Regions from separate parts of the Homo sapiens genome. Here region 2 is linked to region 1. Evidence: chromatin loops called from intact Hi-C (ENCODE). Cell type or tissue: endothelial cell of umbilical vein. All regions are shown on one strand. Links, peaks and the distances in the headings refer to the core of each region. The heading gives the core; the rest is flanking DNA.

Evidence for each region. A loop is a pair of places that touch in the nucleus more often than their neighbours do. Peaks named below come from ENCODE experiments on the same cell type or tissue, not always from the same donor. Only the 100,000 strongest peaks of a DNase experiment are listed, where the experiment ranks them.
Region 2: it touches region 1 in a loop (28-fold over the local background); 3 of 110 quality-filtered maps call a loop at or near these places.

What each region holds. Positions count from the first base shown.
Region 1 is chr10:126,596,818-126,599,738 of GRCh38, forward strand. The region is part of intron 2 of C10orf90 (chromosome 10 open reading frame 90); the gene reads right to left. Among named protein-coding and RNA genes, the nearest start is that of C10orf90, 72 kb to the right of the region's middle. In endothelial cell of umbilical vein, for the core only: a CTCF peak has its summit at 1,387; no DNase peak of the experiment used is centred there.
Region 2 is chr10:125,932,937-125,935,857 of GRCh38, forward strand. The region is part of intron 1 of FANK1 (fibronectin type III and ankyrin repeat domains 1); the gene reads left to right. Among named protein-coding and RNA genes, the nearest start is that of FANK1, 38 kb to the left of the region's middle. RefSeq lists an enhancer at 1,515-2,015. In endothelial cell of umbilical vein, for the core only: a CTCF peak has its summit at 1,505 (motif pointing right); a DNase peak (open chromatin) is centred at 1,555.

The DNA.
Region 1 (2,921 bases), core at 329-2,828:
ATAAGTTGGGGACTGTCTGTATATAAATAACTCTTATAACTCAATATGACAACTCAATTTTGAGAAATGAGGTAAAGATTTAAATAGACACTTCATAAAGACATACAAATGACAAATAGGCACACAAAGAGATGTTCAACATCTTTAGTCATCAAGGAAATGCAAATTAAAACCACAATGAGATACCGTTAGTCACCTATTATAATGGCTTATACTAAAAATGCTGACAATATCAAGTGTTGCTGAAAATACGGAGAAATCTCAACTTTTGTATATTGCTGTTGGGAATGTGAAGTAATACAGTTCACTTTGGAATACTGTTTGGCAATTTCTTATAAAGTTAAATATATGTTTACATGTAACCCAGCAAACCCACTCCTACAGATTTCTACCCAAAAAGAAATGAAAGCATATGTCCACAAAAAGACTTGTATGAGAATGTTCATAACTGCATGATCACATTGGTGGTACATCCATGTAATGGAGAGTAGTACTCAGCAATAGAAAGGAATGAATGGATATTCCAGGCAGAGGGGACATGTGTTCATCAGCCTAGAGGCGAGATAGCACATGGTGTGCTTGAGGAGCTGCGTGATTGGGGCAGGGCAAGTGGAGAGGAGGTTGGAACCAAATGCCACAGAGCCCTGTGAATCATGCTAATGAGCCTGGATTTGTTCCAAGGGCAAGAAAAACTGATGCAGCAGATGAACTTAATCAGCTTTGCATTTTAAAAAGACAATTGGATGCTGGCAATAGAATGAACAGTAAAAGGACAAGAGTAGAAGCTGAGAGACCAAATGGGAGACCAACAAGTGATGATCATGGCTGGGGTCAGGATGGCGATGATGGATAGAACTGGGTGCATTTGGGAGAGCTTTAAGAGATCACATCAAAAAAATTTAATGAATGACTAGATTTGGAGAAATTATTCTACTCATCCCTATTAAATTTCATCTTCTTAGTTTCCACCCTTCATTTTAGATTCTGTCACTCAGGCCATAAGCAATTCCTTACAAATATGATTAGTGTCTATGTGTGTCATCTGAGCCATTGCTACAAATATGGAAACAAGATAAGATGCATTAAGGGACAAGAGACTCCCCTACCCATTTCCAGGTTGACTTGGAGCAATGCTTTTCACTCTACCAGCTATGAATATACCTAGCCCATGTTTTTCCACCCTCCCCACAAGGATATCATAAGACCTGGCCAAATGCCTCGTGGGCATCCAGATACCCTATTTCAATGGCATTCCTCTGAACTGCTGCTTTGGTAAGTATATCAGAAAAGGAAGAAGGCTAACATGACCCACCCTTCTGCAAACTGTCCTAGGGATCTCAATAGCCTTGCTTATGGTCCTTGCTCATTGCTGCCCACCAGTGGCAGAGCTGGTCCCATACACAGGATGCTGCGCACTACCCACTCCTGGCCCTTCTCCAGCAGCTGTAGGACTGGGTAACAGGTCTAGCAGGGCTAGCCTTTGGCCCTCCTAAGCAATGTGTTACAAACTCAGGTGAATAATTATGTCTGGCATGCTTCTCGTGGAAGAGAAAAAGAAACAGCAAATATCCTCTTGACATCTTTTTTTTTTAACATCCTATATGATGCCCATATGAGAATTAATATCTTTGAGCACCAAATCCACAGAAGGTAGATGTCTGGAACAAAATCTGCCTTGCCTTCCAGCTATGCCACCCCACAGGTTATGATTTAAGCATCCATAACACCAATACAGCTTCAGCTTGTGGTCTCTTCAGCTCTTACACATTTTCGGTGTCTTCCTCTATCAGATCTGTAATTAAGCTACTCTTGGAGTACACCGTTTCACTTGCAGTTGGTGTGTGAGCTGCTCTTTAGGAAGGAAGCAATCATCAACTCACGGGTAAGCTTATTCAGTGGTGGCATTTCTAAGCTGATTTAAGCAGTCTGTCAAAACTGAGGGAAATTAATGAGTTTACTAGGGAATATTCCCATCTCTGGCATTGGGGTAAGGAGGGGAAAGGAATGGATGAAAACTAGGGAGTCAGGCTGACTGTGCTTTTTTCTTTCCTTTTTTCGTCCTTCTTTCCTACCTTCCAATTAAATAATGAAGGCTTAGCTGCTTCTTGATGATCTATAATTCAGCTTTGCTCTATATTCAAAACAAATCTTCACATGTACATGTTGGCAAACTTCTCATTGCTATTTTGTTGACAATAACAGAGAAACTTGAGGATATTTCTGTTGGAGACACCAGGCTTCAGCATCAGCCCGTCTGACATTTCCCAGATCTTGGCTTTTTCAGGCAAGGTCTCCTCTGCACACCAAGTAGACCTCTCTTTGCACTACAGAGATAAGAATGCCAGGCCTCATTGGGTTCCACTCCTTTTTTTTTTTTTTTTTTTTGAGACGGAGTTTCGCTCTGTCACCCAGGCTGGAGTGCAGTGGCGGGGATCTCAGCTTACTGCAAGCTTCGCCTCCCGGGTTCACGCCATTCTCCTGCCTCAGCCTTCCGAGTAGCTGGGACTACAGGCGCCTGCCACTGCGCCCGGCTAATTTTTTGTATTTTTTTTTTCTTTTTTTTAAGTAGAGATGGGGTTTCACCGTGTTAGCCAGGATGGTCTCAATCTCCTGACCTCGTGATCCACCTGCCTCGGCCTCCCAAAGTGCTGGATTCCACTCTTAAAGACAAGGCTGGGATCAGCTCCAGGAGCCATTCAATTGATGGAAAGGCAGAGCATTAGGAAGGATCGGAAGACAGAGGCTGCATGGGGCCCCATGCATCCTCAGAGATGTGAGGGCTGATCGCCACCCTCTGGCTGCCCCTAAGCTTGGTAGAGTTTTAGGTGCTTCATTTATAGCTGCCTACACAATTAAAGGTGGATTAGAAACCTGGTAATAGGGGATTAGGGCACTAATCCCCTTCCAATTGTTAATATTAA
Region 2 (2,921 bases), core at 217-2,716, 660 kb before region 1:
CATTTTCTGCATCTATTGAGATCATGTCATTTTTTTTTAAATTTTGTTTGTGTGGTGTACCACATTTATTGACTTGCATATGTTAAACCATCCCTGCATCCCTGGTATGAAATCCATTTGATCATGGTGGATTATCTTTTTGATATGTTGTTGGATTTGGTTAGCTAGTATTTTGTTAAGGATTTTAGCATCTATGTTCATCAAGGATATCGGTCTGTAGTTTTCTTTTCTGGTTATGTCGTTTCCTGATTTTGGTATTAGGGTGACTTGGTACCAATTCTTCTTTGAATATCTGGTAGAATTCTGCTGTGAATCTGTCTGGTCCTAGACTTTTTTTTTGTTGGTAATTTTTAAATTACCATTTCAATCTTGCTGCTCGTTATTGGTCTGTTCAGGGTATCTAATTCTTCCTGATTTAAGCTAGGAGGGTTGTATTTTTTCCAGGGATTTATCCGTCTTTTCTAGGTTTTCTACTTATGTGTGTAAAGGTGTTCACAGTAGCCTTGAATGAGCTTTTGTATTTGTGTTGTCAGTTGTAATATCTCCTGTTTCATTTCTTAATGAGGTTGTCTGGATTTTCTCTCTTCTCTTCTTGGTTAATCTTGCTAATGGTCTATCAATTTTATTTATCTTTTCAAAGAACCAGCTTTTTGTTTCATTTATGTTTCGTCTTTTTTGTTTGTTTCAATTTCATTTAGTTCTGCTCGGATCTTGGTAATTTCCTTTCTTCTGCTGGGTTTGGGTTTGGTTTGTTCTTGGCTCTCTAGTTCCTTGAGGTGTGACCTTAGAGTGTCAGTTTGCACTTTTTCAATCTTTTTGATTTAGGTGTTCAGGGCTATGAACTTTCCTCTTAGCACCACCTTTGCTGTATCCAAGAGGCTTTGATAGGTTGTGTCATTATTGTCATTCAGTTTGAAGAATTTTAAAATTTCCATCTTGTTTTCGTTTTTGACCCAGTGCTCATTCAGGAACAGGTTACTTAACTTCCGTGTATTTGCATTGTTTTGAAGGTTCGTTTTGGAGTTGATTTTCGATTTTATTCCACTGTTATCTGAGAGAGTGCTTGATATAATTTCAATCTTCTTAAATTTATTGAGGCTTGTTTTATTGGCATCTGCAAGTTTCATTGGTTGATTTTTCTATATTTTGTTTGGTTTTGGAAATAAGTATAATAAAACACAGTCCTGCTCTTAAAATGCATACAATCAGTTAAATAGCTAATTTCAACATAATGTGATGTGGAAGAAAAACATATTAAAATTGTGCTGTATTTAAAGTTTCATAATAGAAATGTTAATTTCTTTACTAAAGTGACCCTTCTACTGCAGCAGGAAGACTGTTTTTATAATTGAAAGATAGTTTGCGTTTTATTACTTGGCTTTTCTTTATAGTTTACTGTACATGAATATATCCCTAAACACGTATTATTATAATTCTGCCTGTTTTGGGGCAGCATCTACCTTATAGCACTGGCTGAGGGCTGAGCTGAGCGTGGCTCCAAGGGAATCCAGCCTTGGGCAGTAGGTGGCAATGTTGGGCAGGCAGATGAAGGCTCCGGGATGTCTGGCTAGTTATGGGGACTGAGCTGTGGGCAGAATTCCAGTCCTGCGTGAATTAAGGCTGGTCCCCAAACCAAGTCGAAGAGACAGAACAGACTGGAGGAGGAGGTGGGAGAGGTCCATGATGAGAGCCGCTGCCATTTATTTAGCATTGTGTACTGAGCTCTGTGCAGGGCACCTAACAGCCTAGCATGCAGCAACTCAGTTCCCACCACCTGTACCCCTACCGTTTTTTTTTTTTTTTTTTTTTTTTTTTTTTTTTTTTTGCAAATCACGAAGAGAAAGACAGTTGGAATGTGGCAGAACCAGGATTCTATCCCAGTCTGGCTGTCCTCACAACTCTGAATCATCAGGTGACAACAGTGTCTTGCTAGAATTGCCAGTTGCTGCTGCTCGGGAGCAGCTGGTGCCTGCCCTGCAGGATGGTGCCATGGGCCTGGCTGAGCTGTGGCTCCCAGCACGATGCTGTTTCTTCCCCAGGTCTGCTCAGTGCTGCAGTTCAGCAGGGTGGAGGCTATGCTGTGCATGCCCCAATCTCTTCTGCCTGGGGGTGTGGGCAGAGCTGCTGGCCTTCATCTCTCTGCTTGTTTCTCCAGACATCTCCTCCTACTCTGATAGAGACACCCTGTCTTGGGACATCCCCCCATTCATTCCTTCACGGAAAGTCAGCCTATTTTTGTATTTTACTTTGTGGTCATCTTCATAATATTTCTTCGTGGCATCGACAGCAGTTTGTAACTGGGGATTATCTGATTGTTATCTCTCTGCCCTGTGGAACTATAAGCTTCCTGAAGGCAGGGGCCGCATCTGAGCTCACTGTTGTATCCTCATAGCTTTACATGGCACCTGGCATCCAGAAGCCTTACATATTTACTTGATGAATGAATATATGAATGACTTCCTTCAACTAATTTTGTCTCTTACTTCCTAGTTGCCAGGTGGTATAAGACAGCAGGGTTATCATCTAATATATATTTGATGTGATAAGAAACTAAAGTCTTGTTGGGAACTTCAGTCTCAATTGGGGCAAATCAAGATTTTGTGATTCTGAAGCAGTTTGGGGAGTTGTCTTTAAGAAAAAGAATGCTGATTATAAACACAAAAAAGATTATAAATCTGTCTTTTAGAATGCCAAAAAGTATAATTAAAAATATAAAAAGCTGACCAATGTCACAAATGTCATAACATTTGAAAAATAACATTTATTAACTAATTGTCCAATATATTTCTATAATATCTTCTCCTATATATTTTGGCTACATGTTATTATGTTACCTTTGTATAACAATTCTGTCATAATAACTTCAGTGGCTGGAATAGAAAGATAATTAAGTCTTTCTATTAATATAGTAATTACACTTT